Regions from separate parts of the Mus musculus genome. Here regions 1 and 2 are each linked to region 3. Evidence: chromatin loops called from intact Hi-C (ENCODE). Cell type or tissue: left cerebral cortex. All regions are shown on one strand. Each heading gives the region's core, and the rest is flanking DNA. Links, peaks and the distances in the headings are about the cores only.

Region 1 (2,500 bases), core at 1-2,500, 130 kb before region 3:
CAACCTTCTCTTTGTCATGTGAAGCCTTTTGCTTAGGAGGTGGTCCTAACTGGCATTGTCTCTCTGTCACAGGGTTCAGTGTCTTGCCTGCTTGCTGCACATTGTGTGTGGGACGTGTTCTTTAGTCTCAGGCTGTTACTTTTGGTTTTCTGTCTGTACAGCTGATTTTCACACCTGCTACCACTGTGGCTGCTGTACAGTCTGACATCCCTGTTGTCTCGTCGTCACCGTCACCTTCCTGTCAGTCTGCAGCTGCTCAGGTGAGACTGTCTGGCTTCACAGTATGCCCCTGAGGGCTGTGTCTCTTCGGAGAGACTGGCACTGCGCTCTCGGCTCAGCCTCCACTGCAGAGTGCATGGCCATGCCTTTCAGGGGAAATTCATGCACGACTGAGAAATTGGAGAACATGGTTGTTTGTAGAATTGACAATAGAATTGAACAGAGATTTAGCTTACTAGGTGTTCACTAAGGTTAATGAGGGTTTTGTTAATGACATTGTATTTTTAGTTTTATTATATACTAGATTCCTTTTTTATGGGAATTATATTATTTTTTGTAGACTTCTTTGCAAGCAGTTATATAATATATAAGCTGAAGTGGATGGTAGTTACTTAAGTAGAATATTACTTTACTTGACACTATGGAAAACAATGAATGCTAACTTCTATCTTATTCACAAAAATTAAATAAAAGTAGAATATAAGCCTAAAGATAGAAGTAAAAACTTAACTCTCCAGGAGAAAACAGGACAGCATCTCTGCAAGTCTAGTCAAGGCTTTCTTGGGGTGTACAAAGAGCATTAACTACAAAACAACAATAGTGATAAATTAGACTTTATTAAAACTATAAATTATTCTTTAAAGAATCATTACGAAAATGAGTACACAGACTACAGGCTGAAAAAAAACTATTCACAATAAATGTATCTGACCAGGGTGCTGGAGAGGTGGCTCAGTGGTTAAGAGCATTGACTGCTCTTCCAGAGGTTCTGAGTTCAATTTCCAGCACCCACATGGTGGCTCACAATCACCTGTAATGGAATCAGATGCCCTCTTCTGGTGTGTCTGAAGACAGCTACAGTGTACTCGTATACATAAAATAAATAAATCTTTAAAAAAAATGTATCTGACCAGAGATTGTACCTAGAATATGTTAAAAGAAATGCCTATAGCTTAATAATTGATTATGAGGTTAGTTTGGACAAAAAATTTGAGGAGATAGTCTAAAACAAGACAATATATAGGCCAGGCATGGCATATGGTTTTAATTCCAGCACTTAGGAGGCAAATAGATCTCTTTGAGTTTGAGGCCAACCTGGTCTATATAGTGAATTTCTTAACAATCAGAACCAAAAAGTAAGACTCTGTCTCATCATCATCAACAACAACTTCAAACAAAAAATGAGCACATGAAAAACATGTTCAACATCGTAGATCATTATAGATACACAGCAGAACCATAATGAGTGTTATTAGTACTCACCTGGGTGGCTGGAATGACTGGTGAGCTACAGTAGATTATGACAGCTAAATAGTCTCTAAGTGCCAAATGTGTAAGCAGATGGTGTTGTATTCATACAGTGGGGCCATATTCACAGGTGGGGGAGCAAGTCACAGATAAACCCATAACAGCATGGTTATCATGAAGCCAGACACAAGACGTGCACCTGGGATTCTGCATTTATAAAATTCCAGAATAGGGAAAATTCCCATAGTGAAAACATTAGATAACTGGTCCCTGAGGCCGAGAGGAAAGGTTGAGCGGGATGTTTTGTGTGTTGGTGGGAATGGTGGTTATATGGTATATATCTGCTGTCAAAACTCATGGAACGGTTACATCCATTATAAGTGATACCTCAGTAAACTTCACATAAAATTATTTACGTTCAGTAAACTTTCAGCTAAACAGTTGAGCAGATATTACTTTGTGTGATGCTATTTTTAGACTTCATGGCAGACTCTCATATTGTATCATTTTTGGCCTTTTATTTAATTACATATTTATAATATCTTTTGTTCGTTTGGGGTGTGTTTTCGGTTTTTTCTTTTGACAGGGTTTTGCTGTGTAGCCTTGGCTGGCCTGGTACTTGGTGTGGGCTGCAGGCCTTGAACTCAAGGCAGTGTTCTTGTCTCAGTGTCTGTCCCAGTGCTGGGATCTCAGGCATGAGTCGCTGTCCCTGCTGCGCTGTGTCTCATTTCATGTTTCACTTTCTGGCAAAATGTAAGAAATGAGGTAGTAACAGCATTCTTTGCCTTTTTTTTTTTTTTTGAGAGCCTCTTTGTGTATTAACATATGTAATAATAAAGACTAATTTTCATGTATTAGTTGTAAAGAGTGTGGTTAGATATACCAGAGTTTTCCTAACTCACGCCTGTTAGGTAGCGGTCAGTGGGTGCTAAGCTCCAACTTCTTTACTTACACTGGAAGTGACACCTCGGTTGTTAAATGGCCAACTAGGCAGTCAGAAACTACTTAGCCTTACAGTGCCTGCCACATAACG
Region 2 (11,075 bases), core at 91-2,590, 92 kb before region 3:
CTGGGCTATAAAACCAGGCTAACTCACAGACCATGTGACTCTGGTGTGGCCCTGGCCCATTGTCACCTCTTCCTGACTCTGTTCTGTGCACCGATGATGGTGCTTGATGCAGCCATGCCTCGGAGCCTCTTTCAGCAGCCCAGTGGCAGTGGAGGTGGAATCCCTTCCTTGAAGCAACCCTGCTGAGTCTGGCTAGAATGCAGTTCTTTCTCCCTTACTAAGGCTGTGGATTCTTCCCACGAAGTATTTAAAGTGATTTCTCTTAATCAGAAGTTTTTATTCAACAGTTTTCTGTTAGGACACTAAGCCAAATTTTTCTGTGGATGCTCTGAAATCTTTGTAGTGCTGGGCATCAAAAGATTTGCTGACATTGTTTGCTTTCTCTATCTTTTTGCTACATGTTTGAGAACTCTGAACAAATGAAGGGACATGTGCATAGCCTTGGCACAGATGGAAAAGACAGCAGAGTCTGAGCTCAGTCATCTTTATGGCGCTTTTCAGAGATTGGGTTGAGTTAGTAGAAGACTAAAAGATGTCACAAAGACATCACAGATAAATTTATCTTTTGGCTTTGTGTACATTAGAAAATGTTGGTTATTTTTATACAGAAATATAGTGGATAATTTTTTTAATCTTTAGATGCCTCTTGTTTGAATGTATGCTTTGTGAGATTATTGCTGTAGTAGTTTTAAGAGCTGTTCACTAGTAGTCCTGTGTAGACTCAGAATGTGTAAGTAGCTGAGGCTCCTGTTTCAGACTACAGTAGTATAGGCTACGTTCCCTATTTCTTTGTGTCACATTTGGTTATTCACATTTCAAGGAAGGCAGGTATTCTACAGTCACCTGCATATATTAGTACTGAGTCATCATGGCAGAGTTGTCACGGACGTTCCTGTCTCCAACAGAGGCTGGCTATGCAGCACTAAGGACTGCCTGCCATAATGAAGGAGGCACAAGGCACATTTCCTCTGGAATGAAAACTATGGTGTAGTTAGTAATCCACAGTGAATATGGGATTGTCCAGAATAGACCTCCAGCAATAATGCTTCCCTCCTACAAATACTTACATCTAGCCTTTAAGGCATTAACTCTGCACTTGTACTAAAACCAGCCCATCGTGTGCTTATGAGAAACCCCTGTGCCTAGCACTGTCCATAAGCACCCCTACACAGTTTACACGAAGGGTTTCTCTTGGAGGATGCCTTCTTGTCCTTCGTCTTAGAAGTAGCCCAGATCTTCTGTTGTCTGCACTTAAATTTAACTAGCAAATACACTTTTTTTTTTACAAGTGGGTTATTTTATTTAGAAGTGGCTCATTTGGTGTTTGGTAGTTCTCCCATTGCTGTAGGTACTTCTTTCTAGGTAATTTTTAATTGTGCTAATTTGAAAGCTTCAATTACATTAAATGGGGACACACTCTGTGTTTCTCTCTATCTCCTGAGTATTAGGCTGTTCAATGTGACATGGACAGGAAGAACGCTAGTTTCATTTCCTTTCTTATTACTAAGCACTTAAGAACTTTCTTAGAGGAAAAAAAGAAAAAGACAGGAAGGGAACATGGTTTCTTCCTATTGTTGCTTTCTGAGTTTGCCTTGCCTGACTTGAAACCCTTCAACCACTGTGGGACACACTTTTCACATGTTATTTGTTTTAAGTTCTGTGTTCTTAGGAAAATAAACAGCTGGCTTGTAAAAGTTACTTTAAACTTAGACGCTTTGCATACACACATGTAAGGCACAGTGACACAGCTTTATCAGCAAAGCAGGGAATGCTGCCTTCGCACCTGACACCTTCCGTGACAGTGACTAATGGATGGGCAGAGTCACTACCTGGGAGTAGAGATGCCAGAACAAGAGGAGAGCGTGTTGGTAAAGCAGCTAGAGTGTGGCAGAGCAGACGGGGCCTCTTCCTCTGCTCAGTTCATTAATCAGGGCAACCTGACTTTCTGTGTTTCTGTGCTGCTTTCCTCTTTGTTTCTTGTGTTGGAAGACTGGTGTGTGAGACTGTATTGTTACCATGCCTTTGAGTAACTATTCACAGTCAGTCTTCATATATTAAGTGCATCTATTTATAAACACAAATCTTGGATTGAAATCTTTCAGAGGACTCATTTTCTCACAAGCTTGTTAGGTTGTGTGTCTCAGCACCTGTGTCCAGTATATGAAATCTCTGACTGGGAATACTCTAAAAGCACTTCAGACATGTTCTCAGCTAGAGAGGCTGACTAAGTGTTGTAGTTTGAAGACTTGGGGAATGCCAGCAACACTTGCTGCTGACTGGTACTTTCAGCATGTGATGGCCTCACCTCCTTTCCTGCACTGAGTCCCATCTACCTCCAACCCCACCTCCAACCCCACCTCCAATAAAGTACACAGACTTTCTTAGTTTTTTACATGGGGTTGGGTTGCATCCTGGCTTGGAGAGCTTCAGGCTGTTGTACTAGGGCGGGCCTTTATAACTTCACCAGTTGTATTTCAATCAAAGTCTTATCCATCTATGCAATCATTTCCTAGTTTCTTGTGTACCATATGTCTGTGTGACTTATTCCTTGAAGGTTATTTGAGAAGGGGAGTGGAAAGGGGAGTAAGCGACAGATAGGAAGATGATATTGCGACCTGAATGAAGACGTTTAGCATGATGATGGTCCTTAGTAGCTAGATATCCTTGGTGATGGATAGCGGGACAAGGTGTGTTGTTAGTTGTTTTGTTTGTTGGTGCTAGGGACTGAGTCAGGGCCTCACACGCCACCTGAGATTGCATACTGTATTTTTTTTCTTGTTTGCCTAGACTAACCTGGAATTGTGGTCCTCTGACCTTCTCTCAAGTGCTAGAACTTAATATCTGTGCCACCATGCCAAACCTAGCCCCTATGGTTTTAACTTGTCAAGATTTGGTTAAAATCAAATTAGGTATTTCTCTTTATCACCTGTCCCTGCTCTGAGGAGTGTTGATATTAATAGTACCACTGGTACCCAAGTTGAGTAATCCTGGATTTTTGAAGATGATAATCAGAGGGAGAGAATCTGTCAAAATGTAGGAGTTTGTTATGATCGAGTGGCCAGACTACAGAGGCATATCCAGTCAGATATGACAGTTGGCTCAGTTTTGCAGCCAGTCATAAAGGGAAGGAAGGCACTGCAGGACAGTTGCTGACTGGTGGACTCCAGTAAGCCCAAGCCCACTTATTTTCTTGGCGTAAAGCAGAATGACCCGTGACATGAACTGTTCCAACTCCAGGCTTCAGTACTGATATGTCACTCCATTCAGAGCGTTTTGTTTCATATCAAAGCTGGGTTTTGAGTTTAGCTGAGTACAAATAAGTATTAGGAAGAGTAAATGTGTTTTGTTATTCAAATTTAACAAATTGAACTCATTGAACCAAGCCCTTAAGGAATTCTCTGGGAAGATATTTCTGGTGTTAGATTTTAAAATGCATTACCATATAGTTTATAGTTGAAATAAAAGCTGTTTTCCAATTAAAAATGTTGAAAATGATATTGACATTTTAAAAAGTGGCCTGAAATGGTTAGCAGTTGTATATGCAGTTTTAGAGTTAAGTCTATTTATTTAGAGTTAAGTCTTATCAGTTGTATATGCAGTTTTAGAGTTAAGTCTACTTGACATTATACTAAGAGAAAACTTTTCTTTTTGAAAGTTACAAGATATGAGTTTATCTACAATTATTACCATCATGTTCTAGAGAAAAACCTTAGGAGGCCCCGCCCTCTGTTGACACGCACAGCTTCTCTACAGCAGAGTCTCATTTGCACACACTCTGGCGAGTGCCATACCTAAGGGAAATTATTTCCACAAGGGCTTTATTTTCTTTCTCCTTTGATAACTTGTGGACCTTTTATTTTATTTAAAAATACAATTTGAATATGGTGTTAGGCACAAAACGAGCTTCTATATAACTATATTTTAGGCAGAGGTCTTTCTGAAGCTTTTCAAGTGTAAACCTACTGCTGTCTATGATATTCCTGATATTGGGCATAAATCTATAGGACGAGAAAATTTAAAGTAGTATGTAATGAATGAATTTTAATTTAAAAAATCAGTATAAATCTAAAACATCATTATGCTAGCATGGCATGGTTTTAATGAAATGTAAGAGGGATGTAGTTAAGTCCTTTATAATGTCTAACTTAGTTTCAGTCATCATCTTAGATATTCATAGTATCTATTGCTTTTTGGCTTAATGGAATACATCAGTGTTTTGTGGACCTTTCTCTGACAGTGGTGAACGAGTAGTGGAGATTAGAACATCATTGAGGAAAACATGAACCCACTGAGGGGACTTTTTAAATCTTGCCTCAACTAAACTAAATATGTACAGTGTTTAAATCCTTATACATAATGCTTGTGTTAAATGTTTTGGTAGTATTAAAAGTGAGCAAATTACAACTTTTCTTCAGGAGTGAGAGATAAACACACTTGCTGCTGCATTACTGTGCTGAGTGGAGAGGGAACAGAGAGGCTGGGAGACCTGGTGTTACTCCAGATGGCCGGCAGCCCTGGGACTCGATGGGCAGCTATTTGGCTTTTTATCTCATTTCAACGTAGTGTGATACCTGCACTGCCAAATAGGCTGGTTTTGTTGTTGTTGTTGTTGTTTGCTTAAATCATTTTTAAAGGAACACCCTCCCCGAGCTTTAAAGTTACAATCCTAAGCTACACAATTGGGATTCCCACGGGGCTGACCGACTGGCAAGTGAATATCAGCACCCATGCACTTGCTCCTTCATTTGTAAACTATCTGAGCACTTGGCTTCTGTGTGCAATATATGACCAAGAAAATAACAAGTAAAGTCTTCCCAAACAAACTCAGTGCTGCTTCAGCATCTATGTCCGCACAGCCAGGAATGAATGGCAATTAACCAGTAACGCCCTGCTCTCTGGGAGTGGGGGTTTAATAACATCCAAGTGCTAAACCGCACCACCACTCACATTGTTCCCACCTGTGGGCCATCTCCTTGACTGTTGACAACAGTAAGACTGCTTGCCCTGACCGGCTGTGAAACTCTTGTGACAGGCACTGTCAGGACAGTCCCTTTACGTGGTCTGTCTGTGGCAGGATGCAAGAAGTCAATGTGAAATCATTGTGCATTTTTAGTTGCAAAAGTTTATATCCAGTATTGATAGTGGAAGAGTTTTCCAAAACAGAATCATCTGAAACGAGGCAGAGAACAGGTTGCTACGGCTGCTTTCTCCACAGTGCTGACTCTATTGTAGTGTGTTAGAGACAGCCACTTCTCAAAGACAGGGTCTGCACTGCAGCTTGAAAATGCAGAACTGGTGACAGAAGGCAGTTCCTAGTTGGGTGGTGGCTCACACCTTTAATCCCAGCCTTGGGACACAGAAGCAGGCAGATCTCTGTGAGTCCAAGGCCAGCCTGGTCTACAGAGCAAGTTCCAGGACAGTCAGGCTACACAGAGAAACCCTGCCTCGAAAGCCACCACCACCACCACCACCACCAGAAAGCAGATCCTGCTTGTGCTAGCAAGTATTTAAGGAGTGAGTGAAGATGGGGTCAAAGTCACTTTTAATGGTGTGAATTCCGGTGTCACTCTGGGGCTCTGTGAATCAGGTTGTAATTCTTGTTTTAAATGCTAACTAACATCAGTTGCTACTCACATTCTCTATAAAGATATAAAAATATATTTTAAAAACTTTATGTATCATAGCTATAGGTTTTTAAAGCGGGGAAATGCCCAAATAAAGTGTTAAATTACAATATATAATAGATGCTTTCAAATTAAGGTTTTTGTAAGTTATAATAATCTAAATAGCCCACTAATCTGATCTTTGTAATTTGTCTCATGATTCTGGTTACTTTTAAGGTGTTTTTTAAGTTTTTGAAATATACCTAAGTTGTAAAATATCCTGTGTTGTTTAGATCTCTGTTGCATAAATGCTGTTCTTGTGTCTGTATTCTTAGACCTTAAGAGTTCAGCTGAGAATACAGGGTGTAATTTTTGTGTATGATTCCCACATTGATGGAATTGACTGCCAATAACCTCATTCAGAGATGGGTCTTGGTTTGTACAGTAGGGGATTAAAAATCAAAATTCAGAAATTGTTGGAAAGTGCAGGGATTATGCTAGAAATGAGGGTTGTACATTACAGACAGCCATGCACAGGGAGGCAGGGGAGGGAGGCTGCTGACTTCAAGCCTCTTGAATTTGGTGAGAATGCTTTGCGAATGGCACTTAAAATTTGTTTCACAAAGGCAGGTTGTTGGGATTATCTGTTTTTTAATATTTTAAGCACATTTTTAGAAATCTTGCTTTTGGTTCTGACCATTGTTCTAAAGTCAAAGTTTTATAATTTAAAAAAAAAAAAAAACTCAAAACATGATTCATCAAGGAAAAAAGCATCACCAAGGGGGAAAGAAAACATGTTCTAATCTTAGAGAAAGCAAATGTTAGGGTTATAATAGCTGTGTCTTACATTGGATGTTGTATTAGAGACCTCCTCACAGGAAATGATATAGTTCTAGCACCCTTAGCATAGAGTTCCTAGCCTGGCGTCCATAGCTACAGTTTTACAGTGTATAACCTGAGAATGAAGTTAATTTTGCATTGTAAGAGCACACCATTATCTGTGTAAAAAGTGTTCATTTGCTGTATTTTTTTAAGAAAAGAGAAAGCACTTTCATATTAAGTAGCATGTGTGTGAACTTTAGACTTCCTCTGTGTGTCTAGTCAGTGAAGTTCAAGGAGCATCGATGTCTGCTGGCGACGTTAACTGCTAACGGAAGCACCTTATCCTCTGCTGCTTACCCTTGCTTGGATTGCACCTTTGTTACCTGCACACTTTCACATAGAGTATTGTAACACGGCTTCGAGTGGGTCTGGGCGGACGGCTAGTGGTGGGCCTACAGGATCTTTTATTTATGTTGTTTATATTACAATAATATATTGTAGACCAGTTGTAACTTCAGTTCTTTACAAATAAAAGCCTGACTGGTTATTGAATTTTTATTTCTTTAAGCTTTTGAGAGACAGGGAAAGCTAATAAAGACCTTAATGGAGGGCTGGACTGACTATACATTTCTTGCGATCTAATCTACAAAGAGTATATTAAGTTCAGTATAGCTAAGTATGTTTTATTCTCATGTTATGGCCATTTGGAAGGCAGAAAACTGTGGAGAAGGAATTGTACACCAGTGAATTAAAAGGGCCGGCTCCAGACAGACATCTGAACTGCACAAGCACATACCATTGCTCACTGCAACCGAGGGTTGGTCTGCTGCGCTATGCTGTCAGCGCAGCCTCACAAATCAGCTGTGTCGGCTTTCAGTATGGTTGTATCTCTATTTGCATTTTAAAAACAGAACAATATAATTTTTTATTCCTTTGTAAAAATTAAGACCCAATTTTTTAAACATTTTAAATACTGTACCTCGCAGCCTAAAGATTAAGCTCCCTCCCTTCCAGTGTCTCCTTGCAGCAACACTGGCCATAGAGCCTATGACTCAAATCAGGCCAATCATTTCCTAGGTTTTGTATCTAAAGGTAGGAGCTTTAAATTGAGATTCTAAAAGCCTGGCTTGTTGGCAGCCAGAATGCCCTCTGTATTAGCAAATGACACTTAACACCCCAGAAAGTCTCCTGGTTTAGTTTACCTAGTTTATTTTGTTGTCCCAGGACCCTTTTCCTTAGAATGGCTCGGGTTAGGTTTCTGTCATTACGTGTCATCTGAATGTCTGAGGCCTACCTTTTCAGACAATACTGATTATCCCTTATCCAAAAGCATTTAAGACCAGGAATGCTTACCCTGTGCTTGCAGCTCACTCAGAGAATTTCTGATTATCCAGCAACATGGCCAACTTGTCTCTCTAGGGCTGGTGCTACCCGGAAGACCTGTATGCTCAAGGAAATGGGACCTCAATTCCTTAAGATGTTCATTGACACTGTGCGGTGTAAGTAAAAAACAATTACAAAAAGCCAATGGTGTAGCAGAGTGGAAAGAGCAGGGCTCCGATGCCAGGGTTGTGTGAGTTGGGGTAGGCTGCTTCACCTTGATGCTTCCTGCATCTTTATCTACAAGGGATGTGAGCAGAACCCAGCAGAGTCACCACATGCAAATGTGTCCACAGTGCCAGGCACACAGACCTGCCATTGCCACACTGCTGCTCCGTGGCAGGTCACGAACTTGGTAGGTAACAACTACTTTTTAAAACTGTAAACTTCTGTTACACATAAGCACATACATAAATGGATACGTGTGAGTTGTGATGTTAAAAGGTAAGTCATCCTGGGGGAGGAAGGACTGGATGATCTCATGTAGCCCAGGCTGACCTCAAGGTAACCAATGGTAACTTTGAGTTTCTGATTTTCTTGCTTACACCTGCCAAGTACAGGATTATAGACATATGCTATTTATTGCACTCAGTTTCCGTGCTGCTAGGGCTTTGTGCATGCTAGTAAGCAGTCCACCAATAAGTGACAGCTTCAGCCTAGAAGCTACTAATTTTAGGAATGCTAGTGGTGGTTCTTGAAACACGTGTTAGCATTTGTAAATAGCAGCCAAGATAGCTATGTAGTTTAATTCATAAAGCATGTTCAGATTAGTCTGGCTTACAGAGCTTTGCTCAGGCTTTTTTGTTTGTTTGTTTTGTTTTGTTTTGTTTTGTTTTAACTGGGGAGTGTGGTTAGGAGTTGTGCCCAGAGGAGTGTTGGGAATATGTGGAGACATTTTTGATTGCCACTTCTGGGGAAGGTGCCACTGGCATCTATACAATGTTAGGGTTATCCATACAAGACAGGATAATCCAGCCCTTAATCTCATGTTACTACCATGATTATGGCCTGGTAACCGTCTGCTATAACTGAACAAGCAATTGGCTTGCCATGGCCAGAGCCTTCATTGTTCCCACCTCCAGCGGTTGAACAGCTGAAACTCTGCACGAATACTTGTAGTAAAATACTTTACCTGGTGGCACACGCCATTAATCCCAGCACTTGGGAGGCAGAGGCAGGCGGATTTCTGAGTTCGGGGCCAGCCTGGTCTACAGAGTGAGTTCCAGGACAGCCAGGGCTACACAGAGAAACCGTGTATCGAAAAACCAAAAAAAAAAAAAAAAAAAAAAAAAAAAAAAAAAACCAAAAAAAAAAAAACAAAAAAAACAAAAAACAAATAAAATGAGCTAATCTCCCAATATATTTTATTTATACCAAATCCTGTTAAGTCTTTTATTTTTGCTCTAAAGTTTATAAAATACTTAAGCTCAGATCTTAAAGTTGGCAAATAGAATCTCAAATTTATATAACATTTTGCACCCAGTAGTTTTTTTGGAGTAAAACATCAAGCTGGACACATGTTAATGTGTTTACTTTGCATTTGGATTAATACCAAATATTCCACAATGTTGTCGAGCAGGCATAAACATTCTGCTGTGCTAATGTATCCTCAGCACTACTTGGCATCTGCCCCACGGACGCTGTGCTGGAAAGGGGGACTCGAGCTTCAGTTCCTGTCCCGAGCCACCTCTGTCCTTGTGAGACTGATCTTGGTGCTTCTGAAGTTCCTCCCAGCACAGCAGCATGCTAACAGATGACTATGGACATGGGCCTCTCCACTTGCTTAAGTCTATGGACTGGAACAAAGCAGCATTTCCAGTTGATGAAAGGATCCACAGGTAACGAGCTGTCTCTTAAATCAAGCTTGTGGCAGTTAAACCAATAAACTGCAGCGATGAGGAAACTGTTGACAAAGTACAGCCAGGGGACGTTCATTTCTATGTACGCCGGGATCTGAACTCTGAGGGAGAGGATGAGGACCTGAAGTGCTACAAAGGGAAACCAGGTCCCAAGAAAGCACACGATGAGCCTGGGCAAGAGTGCTTCTCTGCAGCTCAGGGCGTAACCGCAGTGGAGTGGGAAAGGAAAGTAGAGGGCGGCCTTGCTCTTATAGGATGCTATCCTCATAGCCTGAAGCAAGGCAACAACTTCCTGCCATGAAATCAGAAAAGCCACAAATAAAACCATCAGCATAGACAGTGAGAGCCAGTGACTCTGAGTGCTGACATAGGCGGGGCACTGGTACACATAGCCCCTGTGTGCCTTTAGGCTGACTGAGATGGCCGGGTCAACCAAAACGTAAGCAAGGACTGAGATCCAAGTTAAAATGACTGTCAAGAAATAAAGTAATTTCTGCCACCTAGATGACTGCTTGCTGGCTCTGGACAGATTACACCAGTAGTCTATACAAGCCAGTGAGCAGACTGGGTAATGCAAGAAGCCATAAGTGAAGGAAATAATTTGTGTGAGCAGACAGATGTGGTATCTGGTAAACCTAATACCTAGAACTACAAAGTCCCTGAAGTAGGTCAGGATGGAAATGTTTACCAACAGCAGGAGATCGACAAGTGCGAGTGAGAAGCAGAAGTACTCCATCAAAGTCCAGCGGGCGTCTCCCCTTCTCACTCTTAGAAGGAGGATGTTTAATAACACTTTCCCCAGGATGATCAAGAACAACAGACAGGAGGCCTCCAGGAGCTGCGGAGACTGATGGAGCTGGTATTGAAGAGAGCAGTTCTTTGAAGAAAGAGCTGTCATATTTTTAGTTAAATTTCAAGGCAGTCTGACGAGTACACAGGAGAAGAAACAGCTTCACTTTGGTTTTTTCCCTGTAAAAAGAAGAAAAGCGGTGGTGGTATTGTGGTGCCTCTACTTTAGAACTTGGCGTGCTTCTCCACTTGCCCAAATCATGACTTAAAGGTGGAGGGAAGCATTCCTAGTTGACAGACAGATACATGGATAATATGATCTTTCTTTCCTTTTTTTAAATTAGGTATTTTTCTCATTTACATTTCCAATGCTATACCCAAAGTCCCCCATACCCACCCACCCCCACTCCCCTACCTACCCACTCCCCCTTTTTGGCCCTGGCGTTCCCCTGTACTGGGGCATATAAAGTTTGCAAGTCCAATGGGCCTCTCTTTCCAGTGATGGCCGACTAGGCCATCTTTTGATACATATGCAGCTAGAGTCAAGAGCTCCGGGGTACTGGTTAGTTCATAATGTTGTTCCACCTATAGGGTTGAAGATCCCTTTAGCTCCTTGGGTACT
Region 3 (11,075 bases), core at 5,292-7,791:
CTGGTATAAGTTTATGAAAACAAAACAAAAAACCAAACAAACCTAAAAACCCAAAAAGAGCATAACTAGCAAGAACAATGAGTTTAAGCATTTGATCCTAAAGAAACTGCCAAGTGGCTATATACTTATGCATAATCTGAAATGCTGCAGTTTCTTTAGCAATTTCCATTAGTCTAACAGTAAAAAGCCATACAACTATCAAAAATGCCCTTATTCTAAGTGTCATTGTGGACAATGTACCTCTGATGACTATCAAAATGAGGCCTACTTACTGTAAAATTATCAGATGGATAAAACTTATTAATGGCTTTAAACTGTACCAATAACAGTACCAACGTTCTACAAAACAAAAGGCTGACTGTAACTGAATGTCAAATACATTTCAGAAAATGGATTTAAAGAATGCTACAAATGCCATCTGTACATCATGATGATCGGCCAACACAGAAAACCCAACCTGCTGTACTTATTTAGTCCCCCAGCTAGTCAGATTATGATTTCTCATGTGCAGATTTAGGCACCTCTCCATCTTTGTCGTCATCCTCCTCATCACAATCCCCATCTGTCTGCTGCTCCAGCTCCTCCTTCGTGATCATTTCAAAATCATTCCCGTTCCCGCTACTGTGTTGCGAGCGGTCGTCTTCCCGCCTGTCACTGTCCGTGTCTGAGTGCCGCTCTCCGCCCGAGCCTTCTGGTCCATGGTCTGCCGGAGCTCCTTTCCCTTCCTCATCCTCCTTTTTCTCACTGTCTGACTTTTCCTCACTGTCGGACTTCTGCTGCTTTTTGGTTTCAGATTTCTCATCCTTCTTTAAGTCTGCTTTTGGTCCTTTGTACTCATGTGTGTACAGGGGCCTGAAGGAGTCAATGAAGCCCACGTCAGCAGTCAGGTTTGGCAGGAACCAAAAGTGGTGCCTTCCTCCAGTTATCAGCCAGATGATGAGAAACAGGATGCAGCGAGCTGTGGGGAGCAAGGTTTCTCTTGAATAAATGAAATTAAGCCTTGAAGCAGCTACAGGTAATATTTGTTTGTAAGAACCTAGACAATATTTAGCTCTATTTGCATGTTTTATGCACCATAAAGACAAATACTTAAGATTAGATCAGCTTAGCACCTGACAATATTTTAGGAGCTGCTTGAAACTTAGAAACACAAATGTTATGATGCCGTTCTCAAAAAATTACTTTTTTTAAGTCATGGACATACACTGAGGACTTGTGCATTTTGTGAAGTTGTGCTTCAGTAAGAACAGTAGTCAGGTGGAAGTCGAAGCACCCATGACATCATCACACCATAAGTAAAGAAAATGTGAATAAGGACTATGAATGATACTGGAAGAAAGCAGCCAGAAGAGCAGAATGCCATGCAGCCTTACTTCCCTGTCCTTATGTCTTGTCCTGACTTTAAAAACCACTACATTCAACACACAATATAGTATAATGTAATATAATGCTGAAAAAGTGTATATACTGAAACATATATTATTATTCCTGATTTTAAAGTAAATACAAAAAACTCAGTGGGCCCTTAAATGTATTCTGGATATGAAGCATGTGCTAACTTGTTTAAAAGATAGCTCAGCTTTGAATGAAGAATCCAGGCATTAAAAAACCTCTATCATCAAATTCTTGTCTTGATAATTAGGCAAATTATGCTTATTTAAGTACCAACTGCTTCATCGTTAAGAAAAATTGTACGTACCTTAAACATAAGCTACATACAGTGGTGAATTACAATGGTGCTGCAATCCTGGCACCTGGGGGCAAGGTCTGAGCTACCCGCCAAGACTCTATCTCAAAACATTAAAATAAATAAAAACCAAAGGAACTCCAAGAAACCACATAATGCTCACACAGCCAAGATTGCTCAAACACATGATTTATGAGGGAACTTGTGTTTTTGTTGGTGCCTGGGCTGGAATCTGGGTGGCCTGTCAGCTAGGCGACATAAAACTATAGCCTCAACCTTTTTAACTCTGAGACAGGGCAAGCTGTCCAGAAAAGCCTGTGACTTGCTGTGTAGTTCAAGCTGGCCTTAAACTCTCCATTCTCCTGTCTCAGTATTCTAAATAGCTGGGATCATAAATGTTTGTAATCACGCTTGGCTGAGATTACTCTTACTACATTATTACAAACCTTAATATTTCAAATGGTTTTCCATGAATTTACCAATTAAGTACGTATTAGTGAGCCTGCCTGCCTGCCTGCCTGCCTTCCCTTCCCTTCCTTCCTTCCTTCTTTCCCTTGCTTTCCTTGCCTTTCCTTCCTTCCTTCCTTCCTGAGACACGGTTTCTCTGTGTAGTCCTGGCTATCTTGTAACTTGCTCTGTAGACCAAAATGGCCTCAAACTCAGGTCTGCCTGCCTCCCTCTCTTGAGTGCTAAGACTAAAGGCATGTGTCCTGACACCTGGGTTTATTTACTTTTTTAAAGGTCACAATGACTGTACAAGTATTCTAGGGTAACTGGTTTTGTTTTGTTCTGTTTCCTTTAAAATTATATATTACTATTTCAAAGAAAGCTTACAAAATAGCAGGTCCATGGATTTCTCATTATTGTGCTTTGGATAAATCAAAGGACATGGTTACTAGCTTTGATTTATAAAGCAGTATTTTAAGTAAACTTACTTATAAAGTAGTATTTTTATTTTCATGAGTAATAAAAATATACCATACAACAGATAAGAATCATTTGTGCTACAAAAAAGATAAATATGTTTGAAGCAATAATTTACAAGTAAATTCCACTGATAAAGCATCAAATTTTTTCCTCCAAATACAATTATGATGTTGTAGTTTATTCACAAAGTTGTAATAGAGGTGAAATGTTTTATCAGATCCAAGAAAAAAAAGCATTTTAGAAAGATGGCAAGTAAACTGAGTATCTTACCACATGTAAAGTGGGTCTAACAGGATTTGAACTTGCAACAGGTTTTCTCTACATGGCACTAGATAAAGGACGAACCTCAGAACCCACATGCACCATCCCTATCATCCTTAGAGTAAAAGCTCCACATTTCACAAAAATGCCACATCTTAGTGGTGATAGAAACCATGCTTATTGAAAAACACTATAACGATTTTTGCACAATTCTATACCACAGGATGTGTAAGTGGGCTACAGACAGAAATTATCTGAAAGAAGAATTTGAAGGGTGGAAGGCAGCTCAGTTGGTGGAGGGTTTCGCTAGTAAGCAGGAGGAGGCCTGGGTTTCATTCCCACCACTACAGAAAACCAGGCATGGAGACACATGCCTGTAATGCTAGCACTTGGGACACAGAAACAGGGGGGTCATCAATTCAAGGTCATCCTTTGTTATATTACAATACTGATTATAACTGAGTTACAGAGACTTTGTCTTAAAATATTGTGTGTGTGTGTGTAGTTACATGTTGTGTTTGTTTCTTTAATTTGCAAGATTATCTGATCCATCATATTTATATGCATAGAAACCTGGAAAATTATTTTCAAAACTGGAGAAACAATATTTTAAAGGTCCAAACAATCTAACATAAATCATGATGCTACTGGTTTAATTAAAAGTATAGCAACTAGAATAATTCTGTTCAGTAGAGCTAATACTTTGCTGAAAAACTTTAAGGAACTTGTGTAACTTTCACTAGTTTGACAGCCAGGTGGCATCTACTGTAAGTTCAAACTTTACGGCTTCTCTCCTTGATCCAGGCATCACACTGGCACTAGTTACCTGTGTAACAGGATTAGCTATTATTTCCTGGCCTACAATTGTGCTGTGCTGTCTGGAGAAGCAGCAAAACATTTTTTCAAGGTGACCAAGCTACAGGAAGGAAAAAAATTCAAAGTTAGAAAGGGCTCATTTGAAATGGGAGGCCTGTTACCATGGTAGACTAAAAAACTGGGGATAAACTCTCAGATTCATGTGAGTGGTGGTACCAACTCAGGATACTTTGGTGATCAAGGGGAATAAAGGTGAGAAGAAAGAAACTGTTTAGGGCTATACACATAAAATAAATATTACTTTTATATAACTAAAAATTACCCATAAGAAAATAATATGAACCCCGTTTACTTAATGTTGGCCAAGTTCTATCTTTTTTTTTTGGTTTTTTGAGACAGGGTTTCTCTGTGTAGCCCTGGCTGTCCTGGAACTCACTTTGCAGACCAGGTTGGCCTCGAACTCAGAAATCCGCCTGCCTCTGCCTCCCGAGTGCTGGGATTAAAGGCGTGCGCCAAGTTCTATCTTCTAACAACAGAACATAGATCAATACTGTGGGCGATTTAATGTTTTCTATAAAGCAGTACTAATCTTGGTTGGGAGCGATAGCACATGATTTTAATTATAACACTCGGAAAGGGAAAGGTAGGTGGATCTCTCATTTTCAATACTAGGCCATCTAGGGCCATGTAGTAAGACGACCCTGTCTTGAACGAAGGTATGAAACGTCTCAATAATTCTGAATGTTAAGAACATTCACTTTGTTTTCCTACTTGGTTTTTAGTTATTTAACTCCTTCATTCATCTAGAATTCATTTTGGTACCCAAGAGAAAAGTTGTATTTGTCCCTAAAATGGTAAACAAATTGTTTAGAACCACTTAACTAACTACATGACTAGAACTTATATATTTAATACAAGTTACATTTATTTTATTTCAAATATCTAATAATGATTCACTACTGCAAAAATAAATGGCCACTTTAGCTAATTTTAAAACACATTTACATGAAGATTAAAATATAGTAATATATTATATATATCAAAATAACAGTAAATTTCAAAAGGCTCACTGTAAAAAAAAGATAGCCAAACAAGGCAATAAATATTTTAACTTAATTTAATCATTCTATAATACAAATACAAATATATATATAATAAATCATACTTTATAATGTGCTGAATTATGTTTATCAAATATAGTATTAACAAAACAAGAACGTTTGAAAAGCTAGAGCAGATTCCAGATCAGCGCCAACGGAGTCATGTCTGAACTCTTGATTTGTCTGAGGAGGACGGCACACTTCTTGACTTATATGCATTAATTCTGCTGTTTAGCTACACTGGAGCTCCAGGAAAAAGTCTACATGCAAATACCTACCTTATACCAAGATCAGTATCACTATTAAGACTTACCAATAGCAAGGAGAAGAATGCTGGCTACAAAACAGCCTGCGCCCACACTGAGGTAATAAACACCTACTCTCATTTCTGCTGGCCAGAGAGGGAAGAGGGTGGCTGCTATTACTGCAATCACTGGAGAAATGACAGAGTTACAGAGTAACTTTTAGAATAAATTCTTTAATGGCCTCATTACAATCAACAGTGAACATATTCTTGAAAATGGAGACAAAAAAGTAACATTTGTATAGGAATAATGAATTATCAGCAATTTCATGTGATTTAACATAACATTTTATACTGTTCTTAAACTAGGTTAGCATTTTTTAAACCTAAATTACATTTAATTATAAAAAATACTATCTAGAAATTAAAACTACTCCTTAAATGACCAACTACTGTCATTTTGAAGCTAATATTATTTTAATATTAGGAGTAGGGAAACCTAGATCAAAACAAAACCAAAGAACACCCCACCTCCCACTCCAGGGAAATCAGATTCACAAAGCTTTTTTTTAAAAAAAAGGTCAGAGTGGTTGGGGAAATTATATAAGCATCTCTAGGATTTTTTGTTTGTTTGCTTGTTTGTTTGTTTTTTGCACTTATGGTAGGGCCTCTTGGAAAACTGTTAAATGAGAAGACTGGTTATTAAGTCTTTTAAGTCTTTATCATTAAGAACAGGACTCTTGCTCTACCACACGTTAGCTAAGTAACCCTTCCAAAGTTAATTTACCTTATCTTGATAAGTGCCTGTTCTTGCTGGAATGAGACGTCACAAGGATTTTATGACAAAGTGACTACCACACTGGAAGCAATCCACAGCATGAGCCTTTTGAGTTTAACTAAGTTTTAACTCTTACTATAAGTTTCTCTAAATGGGATCCTAAAATATCTTATTAACCAATCATATTTTAGATAGTATGTTTTTGCTATCTGTTCAATTATTCTTTCCCACCCATTTTTGTCCCCCAAATTAAAAATATATATATATATACACAAGTTTGATCACAATATAAACAACGAGTCAAAGGCTATGGTGAAGATGGAATCATCGAGTTTTTGTCCCACTGTTCAGCGGTAAACACTATAAAGCTTATCCTATTCCCAGAGACTGCTCACTTACAATACAGATTAGTGACAAATACCCTTTTCTAACTAGAGGAAAGTATGCAACTTCCGCTCTGGCAGCTCTCTTTTCCTATCTCAAAGGCTGCATGCTGTTCTCTTACACTGCCAATGTTTACTCTCCTCCCAAGGAGTGGGGACTACTTTCAGTTTTACATGATAAGAGACAATCCTCCTGCAAGTCTACTCGCACATGGACATCATATGACTGGGATTATGTAACAGACTGACTTCTAGACTGGGGATGGAGCTCAGTGGTGAAGTGCTTGTCTAGCACGTGTAAGACCCTGGGTTTGATCCCAGACACTAACAATAAACAAAAACTAATGACACTCAAAAAGCCATAACAATGAATTCCTTTCAATGGAATTGGTAGGCCAAAAGATACAAGCATTTAAAATTTGAATATTGCTTTGTTTGGCTGTGTCCATGAAAAGGAACATAAGGGAAACCCTACAGGATTTACAGGAGCGGTGTGCTAGCACCTACAATGTGAAGGCACTGCCAAACTGCCTGCTGGAAAGAAAGAAAAAGGAAGGCACCATCATCAATTGTTGGAGTGTTCCCTCCACCCCAGGACTTCAGTGTCAATTTCTGAAATCTTAATCTTTGTTACTTCACTCTGTATCTGATTTATCCTTAACCAGGTGAATGGTCGGTGTGTTTTCCTGTGAGCTACATTTATCTTGTTCTACCATGTTAATACCTTAAAAATGATTTAGCTGCTGCAAATAATTTGAGTTTGTTACTTATCTTCTAACTTTATTTAAAATATCCTCTTAAAGAGTTCTTACTTTGTTTTAAATTTAAAAGTATTTTTTGAGGCCCTGCATTTGTCCTCTAAAGTTTAGAGTATACTAAAAAGCTACTTATATTCTCCTACTTACCAAGAATTAATCCCATGACAAATGTTTTAATGTGAACTGGGTCATAGATCCACACAAAAACCTAGAAGAATCAAGAAACCTCAATGCTTAAAAGTTCTAAGGTCACATTAGTAATAAGTTTACTTCTCTACTGCAGTTCCCCAGTCTCCATCTCTGAACACTCTAAACTCTCCCTTTCCAATTAAGACTACACTCAGCCATTAAAAGACCGGTATTCCTAGCTCTAGCTTCTCTAAATTACAGTATTTTTCCATTTCTTAGTATATTTTGAACAAGTCCCTTTATTTTTTTCTGATTAATTTGTATTTTTCTAACACTTGGGGTTCTGAATAAACCTGTTTTACTGTTTATATTTTTCTTGGGAATCAGATTTTAAAACATTAGTTTTGCTAGTAACCACTTTAAGAACAACAACAAAAACAAAACAAAAAACCCCAACCCTCTAACATCCCCCCACCCTTTTTAGATGGAGTTTCTTTATATAACAGCCCTGGCTAGCCTTGAACTGACTGACTATACAGACCAGGGGCTGGCCTCAAACTCACAGAGATCTGTCTCTCAAGTGCTAGGATTAAAGGTGTACACCACCATATTCAGCTTAAAAACCTATGTTTAATAAAAGGGAAATTTCCAATTTTAAGTCTGGAGATACAGTGTTTCTTGTGTGTGTGTGTGTGTGTGTGTGTGTGTGTGTGTGCGCGCACGTGCACATGCACAGCCTGGCCTTTTCAAGATGGCAAGCTTGTTCAGCTTGCTTTCTTCCCTAATAGATCTATCTCTCTTTCCTGGTACAATGGGCAATCTGCCAGTCAGTTCTGAAGGCTCAAGTCAAATGCCCATGGTCTCCAGACTACAGTGTACTTACATATAATAAATCTTTTTTTAAAAAAAGCTTCCTTGCAGAGAATTGCACTGTATTTTCCTATAGCACCTGTGAAGTATCTAGTACTCAGGGATACACTTAACACTTAAGATATCTGAGTGCTTCCTACTGCAGAGTCTCAAACACCCAGCCCTAGGAGACACTGCTTCTTATAGGTACAACAGTTGGCATAAGTGTGTCTTGGAATTCCAACAGTTTAGCAGCAAGGACTACTTTTTTGTAGTAAAGTGACTACTGTAACAGTCTTCATGCAAAGCCATTACCACACAAATCTCATTAGAAAAGATAGAATAAAACTATCTCCTTGTGTAAAGCATTAGAAATGTTGAAAATTTCAGGCCCCTCAAGAGATGTGTCTGGCACTGTAGAAGTGCCAGAGATCAGTAGGTGAGCCCCATGAACCAGTCTGCTCTTTTTTTCTCTTGATAACAGAAATTCTGTATTTTAACTGGGCAAATTAAATCTTGACTATAAAGACTGCATCTTCAAGATTATGAACATAATTAGTGAACCCAAGTGTCCTTAGCATGGTTTGCCTCTTATCTCTTGTGGATACAGTTAAGGTCATCATGGACCACGAGGCACCTTGGCAAGAAGACTCTAACACAGAAAAAAAGGAAGGAGGAGCATGGGCCTGCCATGGTGATTCATGCCTGTGCTGTTCATTCCTAGAGCATGCTACTGAGAAAGAAAAAGGAAACCTGTGTTGTACTAAGCTACTATAATTTCATGGTTTTTAATAACTCAAATGAAGTCAAATCTGATTCTAACTAGATTAGAAACGTAGATTTTTTGAAAGTTATTTTTATATGCTTAAATGTATGATTAGATTTTTCTAAATTTTTTTTGTAGTGATAGCATCAAATATATTTCTAAGATTTTTCTATGAAAAACTAGAGTTCAATTATATTCAAATCTATTATTCTCTAATCTCACCTCATTTCCATCCAGAAAAACTTGATCATCATGTGGCTCAAGTTTGAATTTTTTCTTAGTTTCCTTCTTTTTTGGAGTTCCTGGAGTTTCCTCCTACAAACAGACAGGTGGAAAGAATCAAACACTCAAGACAGCAAAAGCTGTGATATTCATGAGAAGTCTCACCATTTCCAACACCAACAAAGCCCGTAAAATCGGTGTTTACAAATAATCATGGCAGGTATCTCACATGGCTCTTAAAGCTTATGAGCACAGGACAATAAAGAGCACATGTACACAATCATTTTATTTTCATTTATGTGTATGGATGCTCTGCCTGCATTACATCTGCAGCATGTGTACGCAGTGTTTTAAGAAGGCTGGAAGACGTCCTGGGAGCCAGAGTTAACAGGTGATGAGTTTCCACGTGGGTGAAGAAACTGAATGTGGGTCTCTGGTACAACAGCCTCTGTGCCATCTCTCAAGTGCCTATAATGACTTTAAATTTTAATTTAACTTTAGGAAAACTTACCTTTTTGGAATCTTCCTTTTCACCATCTTTCTTTTTTTCTTTTTCCTTTTTTGTTTTTTCTTCTTTAACACTTTCTTTCTTGCTCTTTTTATCATCTTCTTTCCCACTTTCTGATTTCCCTTTATCTTTTTCTTTTTTTACGTCTTTATCATATTTCATTTTCATTACTTTTAGGGCCCGATGGAAAAACTGTTTCTTTAAAAGCCTTGGAGAAAAGTGACAGTTCTCAATTACAAAGACACAGACTTCTTTAAAAAGCAAAAATATCAAAACCCGAATAAAGAGAGCAAAGGAAGATGTGAACTGTCAACTTATAGAAGAAATTATAATCTGTAAGTCTATGAAAAAACACACTGAAGTATAATAAACATACCAAACAAGGAATTCCACAAAGAACAGGTCAATAGCTAGATTATAAAAAAGTTGCCAAAACGTGTTTTAACTTTTAACTAATAGAGGTCACTGGTTTGAGACTTATTCACATAATTCCTCTCTAGATACACTGATCATAACTAATACTCATCTTCATTTAATGTTAGGCCTCTATTTCAAGAGTAAAAACATTAAAGAGGAAAATAGTTTATTTAAGGAATGTCAACAGAGAAAACTGTGTTTCTGCCTGTTTGTCCTACTCATCATGTCTCCTCAGCTGTGTTGTGGAGGTTATCCCTCTACATTCAATCTACTACTATGACTGAGTATCAAGTGAGTGACAAATAATTACATATACTAAGATGACATTTCTGTACATTAATATGGATTCCAACAAGAAAAATCTTAAAAAAAAAAAATTGCACTAGAGTAGGCATGACGCAGTACTCCCATGTCAGTAGTTTCTCCCTAAATAGAGTAAAGGCTATCACCATCACATAGAATAGTCTTTCTACAAAGATGTGAGTTTTCATTTCACTCTTCCTTCCTTCAAGTTTACTCTGAATTACAACCTAACCTGCTTAAAATACACACGCCCATGTCATCCCCTTTCACTTTGCTATTGTGTCAAGAGCACTTACCTATGCACTTATGACATGATGTATTATATGTTTGATCCTTTCCTAGGCTTAGACCACTAACAGATAGATCCCATTCAATTATCTAATGAGCTCAGAAGCTTAGCTGATCCCTTATTAAGCCAATCTCATGGGCTGTTTGTTTGTTGTTTAACCTTATAATCCTATCCAAGAGACTATTTGGTCTTACCACTGTTATTTATAAGCTATGTTTTCAAATCTCATGATCTAGTTTCAGAGTTCCTGATATTATTCTTTATTCTTACCTTGGTGATATATTACACACCTGCTATGGCACAATCTAGAACATGTATGTCACTAACATTTCTGTCCCTAATGGCGACTAGTCATCCTTCTTCTTATACCTTCCTGGTGCCCAACCAGCATGCTCACCATCACTTGCTTACTAGGTTTTTCCTTTTCTATACAGATGACTAGTTCATTCTGGTCATTAAGTTGTGACTTCTGGAGCACCTATATTGTTTCTTGCTTGACTGTGCTTCCCTGTGATGCTAATTAAATCCAGCTAATGGGCATCCCATACAAGTAATGTCAACATTTCCTCGTTTGGCCTATTATTTTTCTTTTCTCTCTTCTCTCTTTCTCTCTCTCTCTTCTTCTTCTTCTTTTTGTT

The links. A loop is a pair of places that touch in the nucleus more often than their neighbours do. Peaks named below come from ENCODE experiments on the same cell type or tissue, not always from the same donor. Only the 100,000 strongest peaks of a DNase experiment are listed, where the experiment ranks them.
Region 1: it touches region 3 in a loop (2.4-fold over the local background); 3 of 42 quality-filtered maps call a loop at or near these places.
Region 2: it touches region 3 in a loop (2.0-fold over the local background); 3 of 42 quality-filtered maps call a loop at or near these places.

Annotation. Positions count from the first base shown.
Region 1 is chr3:30,946,462-30,948,961 of GRCm38, reverse strand. It overlaps Phc3 (polyhomeotic 3), which reads left to right. Exons shown (of 15, transcript NM_001165954.1): 6 at 162-260. Among named protein-coding and RNA genes, the nearest start is that of Phc3, 22 kb to the left of the region's middle. In left cerebral cortex, for the core only: a CTCF peak has its summit at 1,078 (motif pointing left); no DNase peak of the experiment used is centred there.
Region 2 is chr3:30,895,268-30,906,342 of GRCm38, reverse strand. Phc3 (polyhomeotic 3) reads left to right here. Exons shown (of 15, transcript NM_001165954.1): 15 at 1-7,048. It overlaps Gpr160 (G protein-coupled receptor 160), which reads right to left. Exons shown (of 4, transcript NM_001134385.2): 4 at 9,149-10,633. The coding sequence starts at 10,562. The coding sequence ends at 9,552. Among named protein-coding and RNA genes, the nearest start is that of Gpr160, 45 kb to the right of the region's middle. In left cerebral cortex, for the core only: no CTCF peak of the experiment used is centred there; no DNase peak of the experiment used is centred there.
Region 3 is chr3:30,808,383-30,819,457 of GRCm38, reverse strand. Sec62 (SEC62 homolog (S. cerevisiae)) reads right to left here. Exons shown (of 8, transcript NM_027016.2): 4 at 9,432-9,636; 5 at 8,921-9,013; 6 at 7,102-7,162; 7 at 5,105-5,224; 8 at 1-958. The coding sequence ends at 492. Among named protein-coding and RNA genes, the nearest start is that of Sec62, 21 kb to the right of the region's middle. In left cerebral cortex, for the core only: no CTCF peak of the experiment used is centred there; a DNase peak (open chromatin) is centred at 6,372.